Linked DNA regions of Mus musculus: region 2 is linked to region 1. The links are chromatin contacts, found by POLR2A ChIA-PET in ENCODE. All regions are on one chromosome and are shown on one strand. The core of a region is the stretch at or near the end of the contact, and the rest is flanking DNA. Distances in the headings are between cores, read along the strand shown.

The links. ChIA-PET counts read pairs that join two places held with the same protein, here RNA polymerase II (POLR2A).
Region 2: POLR2A ChIA-PET joins it to region 1 with 73 read pairs in embryonic stem cell. The contact joins two enhancer-like sites. POLR2A ChIA-PET finds 5 or more read pairs at or near these places in 5 of 5 experiments (Patski and embryonic stem cell).

What each region holds. Positions count from the first base shown.
Region 1 is chr11:76,283,819-76,289,341 of GRCm38, forward strand. All of the region lies in intron 1 of Nxn (nucleoredoxin), which reads right to left. Among named protein-coding and RNA genes, the nearest start is that of Mrm3, 43 kb to the left of the region's middle. Within about 2 kb of position 2,018, at least 1 of the 3 ENCODE cell types and tissues checked has a DNase peak (open chromatin) inside an H3K27ac peak, as active enhancers do.
Region 2 is chr11:76,350,227-76,355,749 of GRCm38, forward strand. The region is part of intron 1 of Nxn (nucleoredoxin); the gene reads right to left. Among named protein-coding and RNA genes, the nearest start is that of Nxn, 46 kb to the right of the region's middle. Within about 2 kb of position 3,030, at least 1 of the 3 ENCODE cell types and tissues checked has a DNase peak (open chromatin) inside an H3K27ac peak, as active enhancers do.

The DNA of each region.
Region 1 (5,523 bases), core at 768-3,267:
TGCTGGGAGCCACACCCAGGTCCTCTGAAGAGAGGATACCCTCTTAACCAATGTGCCACCTCTCCAGTGCCTTGCCCCTATACCTGAGTCAGATCTTGTTACCTGAACCAGAAAGGTGGCCTTCAGATTGAAGCGGCCGTCTTTGCCTGTGCCGAGAGCCTCTATCACACAGAATGGCTATGTGAAGTGCTTCAAGAATGACTCACTCGGCCTTAAAGCCTGCGAAGTCTCCCAGAGGCCCCTGAAAACAGGCCTCTTAACCATTTGAGGGATACAGAGGCATTCCTGCCACAGAAATGTACATATACAGAAAGTCTGTGTGTAATGGAGCTCATGAACCCTGAGGCCCACTAGTGGGCTCTGCAGGACTACAGTATGCGTGGGTCCCAGATAAAGACCCTTTGTCCCAAGAGTTCATGGTATACCAATCTTGACTTTGACTCAAAAGGAAAAGCTGTGACACCTACCACCTCTCTGTCTGTCGTTCAAAATGTCCAACATCGGCCTAGAACCTAAGACACAGCACAGGAAGGGTGGGCCAAGGTCCTGGTGCCAGCATCCAGAGTCCTTTCCAGGTTGATGAATGTCTACAGTGACCAGATCATCCTTCGTGTTAGTGGTGGTGGTAATGTCTAGATAACTCAGTGCTGTGAGCTAAGTGCACTTTTAAAAAGGCACCCCCAGCAGCAGTAGTGGTGCACATCTTCTACATTCAGGATGTAGAAGCAGGTGGATCTGTGAGTTAGAGTCCAGCCTTTGTCTACACAGAGTTCTAGGACAGCCAGGGCTACATAGAGAGACCCTGTCTCCAAATCCACCCCGCCCCCAAAGTGAGCTCTTATTCTTCTCAGTATTACAGTGAGATTTCAGGGCTGGGGGTACTGAGGACTGAACTGAAGACCCCATGTATTCCAGGCGAGCGCTCTCTACCACTGAACCCCAACCCCCACATCTAATCATTAGCATGCCATCATCATCTAAGAGATTCATCTGGGAAGAAACACATCAGCATGGAAAGAAAACAGGTCACCAAGTGGCCGGGCTGTCATCTTGGCCCTGAACCTGACTAGACTTCCGTGGACAGGTCACTCGGAGCACATAATACCCACTGCAGGGTGTTTCGGCCCAAGGAAGGCATCACATGTGGAAACACTTGGGTTTTCAAAGCCACGTCCACGCGGGACGCTTCACTAATGCTGGGACCCCGTTTATGATTACATCCCCTTGTCTTGTCAGCGCCCGCTTCAAAGACCCTTTCCGTGTCAGCTTTGTTTTACAGTTAATCAATCAGCTTCACAGTTAGCAAGCTGTAAATGAGATGACTTACGGAAGGGGGTTCCTTCTGGACGCAGTTACTTTGTTATAGGCATCTTATGCAACACTAGACATTTGGAAGCCCTGTTTTATGTCGCCTGTTTGCGGTTGCCTCGTAACTCCTTACCCTTACTTTCGGATCTTCTGATTGTGTGTGTGTGTGTGTGTGTGTATATGTGTGTGTGTGTGTGTGTGTGTGTATGTATGTATATATGTATATACGTATGTATATATATTTGCACACAATGTTTTTAAAACTCATATATATACACATATACACATACATACATATATATATATTTTTTTAAACAGTGGTATTATAAGCTGGGACTACAGGCCTGTGGCGTGTGTCCTCACACCCTGCTGTAATGCTTTTCTGCTTTTGCCTCTGTGGGTTTTGCTAAGAGAACCCTGACACCACATCTGACTCTGGAAGGAATTCCTCCTTGGTTTCCTGCCTCTGGCTGAATGACTAAAAGCTCGGAAACTCAGCACAGCCAGCCTCAGGCGGGCGTGGGAGGGAGGTGCTGCTGAGTCAGGCCCTTCCCATCCAGCTGCCTTTGAACCCCAAGCCTGGATGGAGGGTGAGAGCTCATAGTCCACTGGATTCGGGAGATTTTTCTTGAAATGGTCAATGGCAAAAGTTAGCGTTTTAATCTTGTAAGGTGCTGCTGGGGTCAAACCTGGGCTTTGATGTGCCAGGCACCAGTGCCCCTGAACTACATCCCAGTGCAGCCTATGCATTTTTAAAAAGGGTCACATACACAGCCACTGCTGCGGTTGGAAAGTGCAAAGGTCTTTCATGCCCACATCTGCCCTCTCTCCAGTGACCATCCTGGCAAAGAGCCACCCAAGGTTAATTCTGTCAGCACCTGTCACTCACAGGACCTCTGTCTTCCAGCTTCCTAAAGGCCAGGTGACTGCAATAGAGTGTCACAGCAGACCCCTAACACTCAGAGATCTAAATGTTAAAATATGAATGATTAGGACTGGGGAGAGGCTCACTAGGTAAACAGTGCTTACTGTGATGGGATTCCCCCAGCACCAGCTGGAGTAGATGCAGCTATAGTTTCAACATGGCGGGGCCACAGAGGATCACTGGGTCTCAATGGCCAGCATAGTCAAAACAAAACAAAACAAAAACCAAAAAACAGCAGGACATCTTATGTCCTTTTCTGTTCTACCTACATACCTACCCACCTGCCTGCATGCATGCATGCACATACATGTACACACACATATGTGTGCATGAGTAGTCATATAGGGGCCCATGCAACCCCTCTCCTCTCACGAATATATACACCACCTGTAGACTTGATCTTTACCCACCCACAAATAAACAAATATTGATGGTTTGACAAAGTTAGAAGCAAGGCAAATTAGGAAAGAAACAAAGAGGCAACATTAGCTCAACTTGGCAGAAATCACAAGGGATGACTAAACAGGCTATCCGGTTTCTAGAAAATTCCTGCCATGGGCCTGATGGCAGGTTCTGATTCCATGGTTGCGGTTGGAACTATCAACCCAGAGATGTTGGCCAGAAAACCTCTGATAGTGAGCCATGAGGCAACGCTATCACAGGGGGCAGGCCTGGAACTTGTGAGCTATACGGATGCAGACAGCAGAGACTATCTAAACCACTCACTCCATCAGCCAGCACCACAGACGATGCTGGGAAACACAATGTGGTGATTTCTGAGAAAGCTCAGCTCCTGAGTGTGACCCCCCCCCCCCCCCAGAGCTACTCCCAGGCTAAGAACTGCCCCTGCCTGCGATTGACAAAGGGGCTAAGCTTTTATTTCTCAACAGCTGCTGCAAATCTGTGGGATGAAGCCAAAGCTGACCCAGATGTAGGATGAATCAGCAAACTACGTGGTCAGGTCAGCCAGAGCCTTCTCAGCCAAACGCCCCCTGCCCTTCCACCCAGTGCTGACTATAGTTACAAACCACCTTTTCTGTGCGAGGCGCTCAAAAACACACCCTTGAGTGGGTCCCACCTTCCTAAACTAACACAGCCCACACCGTTGCAGAGAGCCAGAGGTAAAACTCCCCTTCCCCCACCTCCCAACATACCTTACAGGATCTCGGGCTAGACTGCCTGTGTCAGCCACTCAGTGACCTCAAGCAAGAGAGAGCTAACCTTTTCCTGAGCTCCTCCATCTGTAAAATGGGGTAACAGGTCCTACAGTCATGGACTGGTGAAGAAAAGATGAGTTGCTCCCAGTGCTTAGACTAAGGCCTGACCCAGGTGAGCGGATGTGCAATAGACCAGTCTCAGTGTTGTCACGCCAGCTCCACCCCCACCTTCCAGCTGCTCCTGGAGGCTTTGTTCTAGTCCCAGAGGTCACCCCAGACGTTTGATCCCCTTGCTCGACTTCCAGGATGTGATCTAGATTGAGGTGGAGCTGCTGGCCAAGGGCAGTGCTCAGTGTGTCGCGTATTCCGTGAAAGCTGCGTGAACTGACTGATGGGGGAATGGAATGTGGGGATGGAGGTCAGTTAGACCGGGGACCTGACTAAGCAATCAAGTCAGGCTCTTTAACACATAAATGATCTGCTTCGAATGCCAGTGTGATCGGGGCTCTTCTCCCTTTCTCTAATAATGCCCTGCCCCCTTCTCATCCCTCCTTTTACTGGAGTCAGCACAGAGAACAAAGTAGCGCGTGGGTTGGGTCAAGATGGTCAGATCCATCACTAGCTTATGAGAATGCAGCAGCCTCCCACCATGCAATTACAACACAGGATTTGGAGGCGGGGGTGGGGGTGGGGTCAGGGTCACATCCAAGCTGATCAAGAACTCTCTATGTAACCCAGGCTAGCTTTGAGTTTGAGATCTTCCTGTTCCTGTCCTAGTCTTCTAGTCTTCTGAGTATATAATAGGACTCTGTGGGGCTTAGACCATATGCACACATACCCCATAAAGCTGATGGTGCCGCCTGCCAGAGAAACAAGCAAAGGAGACAAAGAGAAGACGGGCTTAATTGACTATGCCAGGGCTCTGCATGCTAAATAAACCTCCTACACGTGCCCACCTCCACTGTAAGAGGGGTGTAGGGAGTTACCAGAACTGCATACATGGGTGATTTGGTCCTCGTCAGTGAGATCTTTAGTCCGAGCCCAGTTTGTGGGAGGGTGGTGTGGAACAGTAAAATGGTCTGGCCTGGGTCTGCCCAGACTTTGACCCTGTGGTACATTAAGTGGGTGATCTTTGCATCTGTCACATCATCTTTCAGAGCCTCAGTTTCCTCAGGAGAAAAATGGAATTATAATATTGCTTCACACCACACTGTGAGGATTATTAATGTTTTATACTATGGCTTTGTGCACAAGGCTCTGGGTTCTATCCCCAGCACCACCACAAAAACAAACAAACAAAAAACACTGCTAGTTCTTCTGGACCAACAATGATGTCACCTCTGACCTTGGCCTAGCACCTCTGTCAGCTGCAGGTTCCTTGTCCTGGTGGGGAGGGAAGGAAGGACATTACCTCTTGGGCCTTGTATATATCTATTTGGGATACCTTCAGACACAACAGACAGGGTGACACCCCTACCTGGTAAAGGCCAGGTCCCTCTCTGCCTGGGGTGTGAGCACTCAAAAGTCTCAAAGCTTCGCTTCCCTTGTAGGACACTTCCTGTGATGAACCACTTTGCTGCTGGAAGGAGAAGGAGAAAACCCATCTGCTACTTCCACTTCTGCATCCGTCCCTGGCAGCCAGGCTCCCACACATTGCTGGTGCAATGAAAGCTTCCCTTCCATATTCACACCTTCTGGCAAGGCTTAGCTTAGCAACCACTGAGGAACCCTCCTCCAAAGGGACCATTGTGTTCTGGGGTCATCGAGGCAGGAATCGGAGGGCAGGGAATGGGAACGCTGGCGGTAGGGTTTTGACACTGTCTCTGCCACCTGGGGAAAAATCACCTTCCACGCGCTTCGTTCTATGCCAACCACCAGCTGGCTTTGTGGCCCCTCCTGCCCAGGACAGACAGTGGGCCACACACTGGAAGTGCTCAGAAGTGTCTCCGGCACATGGTCCTCTCAGGAGTCCATGCTAGGGCAATGGGCCTGTGATCTTCAAACTGAAAAGCACTGAGGAGGCAACCCTGTGCTGGGTGCTTAGGTCACCAGAATGCCACTGGCCCTGTCAGGCCTGGGACAAAGCGCCATGCAAACAAGTCCCCTCTTTATGAGGGACTTTCTGCCAGAGGG
Region 2 (5,523 bases), core at 1,780-4,279, 67 kb after region 1:
TTTTTTTAATGTATCCTTCTCTCATACAATCCATCCCAACCCCAGCTTCCCCTCCCCCTACTTCTCCCAGAACCAACCCCACCTCCCCTCTCCCCGAGATCAGCTCTCTCTCCTCTCCGTTTTCCCATCAGAAAAGAGCAGGCCTCCCAGTGATATCAAATAAACACAGCGTGACAAGATGCAGTAAGACTAGGCACAGACCCTCACATCAAGGCTGGACAAGGCCACACAGTAGGAGGAAGAGAGTCCCACAAGCAGGCAGTAGAGTCAGAGACAACTCTACTCCCACTGTTAGGAGCGTCACAGAAACACCAAGCTACACAAACCTAACACATATGTGGAGGGCCTAGGTCAGACCCAGACAGGCTCCCCAATGGCTGCTTCAGTCTCTGTGAGCCCCAACGAGCCCGGTTAAGATGACTCTGTGGGCCGTGTTCTTCTGGTGTCCTCAACCCCTTCTCTTCAGAGCTTAGAAATCTTTCACCTTTTACTGATTTTTTTTTAACATGTTCATATTCCTTAAGTCAGCCCCATGTTCACCTTTCTCTAAACCTTGCTCCCCTCCATAAATTCTGCCCTGGTCCCAGCCACTGCACCAGATTTTATGAATATCTTTATTCCCCAGGGAGTCTCTGTGAGGGTGGGCCTGATACCCAACACAGCAAAATCCATCATTCTAGTCTTCAGTGTGTCCCCCAAACCGTTTTTTTCTGGCTAAAACTGATTATCTCTTGGAATATTTTTGCTCCGTCCCTCCTCCCGGGACCCCAACACTGAATATTGGCAGCAGCTTCTCTTCTGAAGAGAGCCTGTTTTCCACAAGGAGGTTTTAATTACTGAGGAGTTACAACAGAGCTGCAGCTCAAACCTGTCTCCGCAAAATTACAAATGACTGCCTGTCAGGAACCTTCAGGAGCGCTTGAGGCTCTGAAAGAGTCAAGACGGTGTTACAGCTGCAGATTCTAGGCACAACTGTCGACTGTGCGTTTTACACACACACACACACACACACACAGAGAGAGAGAGAGAATTTTGAAACTATAGCCTTTCAATCCCTGCACTTGGGAGGCAGAGACAGGTGGATTTCTGTTGAGTTCAAGGTCAGGGCAGTCAAAGCTACAAAGAGACCCTGTCTAAAAACAAAACAAAAGCAAAATAAAAAAAGAAGAAGAAGAAAGGAAGAGAGAAAGAAAAGAAATGTTGGTTAGAGCTGCTGCTCTGTGGGGGGCAGCCGCTTCTACAAAGCCTAGGCTGTAGGCTGTCTGAGCTCCTGGAGGCAGAGAACAAAAGGAAGGGAAGAGAAGAAAAGAGAGGACGCAAAACTTAATGGCCCCAGCACAGGGTTCCTGACTCAGTCCCAGCCCAAAAAGAAAAACAATGAAAATAACGCCTAAGGTCAGCCCCGCCCCTGTCAGCCCCACCCACCCCTTACTAGCCTCCCTTCAGTGGTCATGCCTGCATGCATCCTTCATCACCTGGAGTCTCACCAACCCCATTGCTTGTGTTAACAGTTAATTTCTCTGAGGAACTGGGCAGCTTGTAACTGAACAGGGGAGGAGTGGATTAACCACACAGGTCAAGAAAAACCACAGAAGTACACGGGAGCCAAACCCCTAGAAGAATGACTGAATGCAGAGAGGACTGTGGGAAGGAGCTGAAGAGGGTGCACAAGAGGAGCTTCTGCGAGTGAAGTGCTGCACAAATGTGTGTTTATGAGCCTGTGGTGTAGTGTGTATGTCTCTGTGTGTGTGTGTGTTTCTATGTGTGAGTGCAAGTGATGGAGTGTGTGTGTGTGTGCGAATGTTTAACAATCCTTCTTTTACAAGTGACATCTAACTACCTCCTCTTGAAGGCATGCAGGGTTCTTGACATATCTGACTTCCTGAGAGGAGCTGGCAATGAGATTCAGGTCAAGACAGAGACATAGCAAGTAGGGTGAACTGGTAGTTACTGAACCCCATGCACCCTTGAAGAGCATCGGGTTATAATCCTGTCTAATAACAGAGGGAACTTTCTCACTGTGCTCGGAACAGCTTTTGTTCTGTCCATTGCTCAGCTAGTTCAACAGTACTCCTTTTTGGTTTGGTTTGTTTCTGAGACAGGGTTTCTCTGTGTAGCCCTGGCTGTCCTGGAACTTGCCCTGTAGACCAAGCTGGCCCCCAACTCAGAGAGATCCACCTGCCGCTGTTTCCCAAGTCCTAGGATTGGTGTGCCCCACCACTACCCTCGACATTACTCTTAATTTCCCTTGGAAAAAAGGTCCCGCTGTATGGCTTTCTGTGCAGATGCCCCTAAGCCAGGAGACAAGCAAATCTCTTCAACCCCGCACTAGGACGAGCTGCGTAAGCGCAGTGAAGAGTCATTTTTAGGATCCGTTTGCAATTCACACTTAATCTTCATGTGGTGAAACTGAGGCCTCGCACCGGTGAACTGTTCTATGTGCCTCGTCTGGCTTGCACAATGCTAAGAAAAATCTTAATCTGAACAATAGCATGTAAAAATTAACTGACTGCACATCTGAAAGCCAAACAAGAACAGATTTTATGTTTCCATGGGATCCTGACACCACTGTGTTCTTGCTGCTCCGTGGCCTCCGATCAACTGCATGTGAGTGCCTTGGGTTGACCTTGACCCTCATGCACACACCCAGGCGTGTATGTCGCCCACTTTCCGTGACACCGGCCCTCTATTGGCATTTGAGTTGGTGGGCTCTGTAGTAAGATGTGGTTCTCGCTAGTAAATGAGTTCAGTTAACTACACATCTGCTCCATGCCTTACGCTCCAGCTCCACCCTCTCTCTCTTTGTGGCTCTTAGGGGTTTTGTTCTTCACTGCACAGTGAGAAGCTGTCTGAAGACACTGTTCCAGTTTTGCCCTGTTGCCTCCCCATCTCTGGTTAGCTTAATCCTCCCAACCGTCCAGGAAGGCTGGGCTTACTGTGCGAAGTGTGAGGGTATCAACTGGGCTAGCAGGAACCAAAGGCAGGATTTCAACTCAGGATCTGGGTTAATCCTGATCTGAGCATTTCCCACCACACCTTGTGCCCCTCAGCCCCTATAGGCAGCTCCGATTCCAGGGTAACCCAAGCGGAAAAGGCTGACAGGCAGCCTGGAAAGCAGCTGGGCCACTCTGGGAAAAAGCCACGTTTGGGATCCTTGCTTCATTTCCGTTTTTAATCTTCTAAAACAGAAACAAAACCATGTAGTAGTGTTTCGTCCAAAGACAGCTGATTCTCATTTACACTAAACCTATGCTGAACGCACACACTACATTTTAAAAGTTCTGCACTCAAAGATGCGTTCTGTTCTGGAAGGTCTCCTTGGAAACGCTTTTAAGTATTCGGGCAAATAAATAAGTAAAGGAAAACACTTGAACCAAATCAGAGACTGAGAGTTGGAAAGGACGCCGTTGGAAAGTCACCTCCGGAGAGATCCAGTGTGAACCCTGTGGAGCAGACAGGTCCAATCCAGAACGCAGGAGGCCTTGAAAGTCCCAGAGGACCAAGTAAAACACATCGCTGAATTTTAAGTTCAGGGGGAGAGTCAGGCATGATGGCACACACCTGTAATCTCAGACAGAAGCAAGAGGGTTATGAGTTCGAGGCCAGCCCCCGTACAAAGTGTTGGGTGGGGGCGGCAGGGACATGGTCAAAGAAAACAAGGGCAAGTAGAGCCAGGTGTGGTGGCACACCTTGAATCCCAGCACTCAAGAGACAGAAGCAAGCACATCTTTTTTGTTTGTTTGTTTTTCTGTTTTTCAAGACCAGGTTTCTCTGTGTAGCCCTGGCTGTCCTGGAACTCACGCTGTAGACCAGGCTAGCATTGAACTCAGAAATCCGCCTGCCTCTGCCTCCCAAGTGCTGGGATTAAAGGCGTGCGCCACCACTGCCCAGCAAGGCAAGCAGATCTTTGTTTGAGGATAGCCTGGTCTACATAGTGAGTTCTAGGACAGCCAAAGCTACACAGTGAGATCCTCTCAAAAACAGAGAGGAAAAGGGGGAAGGGTGGTAGAGGAAGACACTCCGCCTCATCTGGCTTCCATATCACTCACACTCATGGGTGTGCACACACTGCACACACTTCATGCACACAGCTACTACAGGTATAACCAGGTAAACTACAAGCAGCGATACAGTCACCGCCACAGGGAAGGAGAACTCGGTTTGATTTAAGAATTGAAGGGAGACAGGGAGACACACCTGCCTGTCACACCTGAGTGTGACACCTTAGAGACCTTAAGAAAGAACACCATCTGTCTACCCCGCTACTGATCATCCCGCTTCCTCCTCTTCCGCCATGGCTCTCGTCTTTCTTAAACACTTTTGCCATCAAACTCTCGTGAAGCCGTCTGTGGCAGGCACCACTCCATCTCACCAAGTTTCCTTTCTCTTCACCGGGCTCTCCAGAAGGCGCCCTGGCCAGCAAGCTGCTCCTCAGGGAACCCAATACAGGGTCCTTCCTACCACCTGGGGAGCGTGCCCTCTACAGCTGAACAAACAGGTCCGTGTGAGCACCACAAAATCCTCTCTAGCACTCTGGGAGGTCCCTCGGCAGGGACATCTCTATAGTTATTTTCTTTTCAGCTCCAGCACGGACCCCAGTCTGTATTTTTCATTTTGCTTTCTCTCCTGTATGGTAAGCACTTGAGGAAGAGAGACAAACATTCTACCTGCTCTCTTGGAAAGTCCAGTTTCAAGTCAGTTTCTGGAACTTCAGGCTTTAATCCTCTTTCCTTATTGGGTATGCTATCAGCGGTCCGTCTACAGATCAGGACACTGTAATTCCTAACACTGCTCAGCTATTTCATGGAGCTGGTAATAAACGTGGGGAATGTGTTACCTAAGAAGGAAAACACGCGTTATATTATAAGTCATTAGTGACAGCAGCTGTTCCCACTAAGACACTAGGTACTTCGATGTTCTTCGGGGCCTCTGCTAATAACAGAGTAATTGGCTGTACAAGGGTGGGTGTGGTAAATTTCACTTCGCCTGACAATTATGCTCAGTGGCTCTGCAAACTGTGTTGAGGCCTCAGACTGTCTGGTCACCATCTCGGCTAAGTAGTCCGTGGCAGTTGTGTGATGGCCTCTACCTTTTCTGAGGCTGCCACCCAACATGAGGCTGATCCTCTTGGTCAGTTCCGAATGGAAGCAGGGGTGGGGTTGCGAGGCATGTCTTGCTGAAGACCTCGGTACCCACCACCAGCATACACAGGAGGCAAGGTACGGCTTCCCTGCCCCTACTTATCTATTTTAGGTTAGAAATGGCCAGAGGACATCTGAAAGCCACGCTGAACGTTGTCAGAGGCCACAAGCAAAGGGCTTCTTGTTTCCTGATAATAGCACGTGACCTGTGAGAAGTCAGCCACAGCTGGACGCTCCCTGCCACTCAGCTGCTTGGCCAAGGGTCACCCTCACCCACTCACTGCCCCACCTGGCTATGGCAAATGGGTTCCTCCCACAAGTCTCTTCCCCTTCTGCTGGCCCCGCTCAGCACTTGCATAGGGGAGGGGTTGCAATTCTCTCT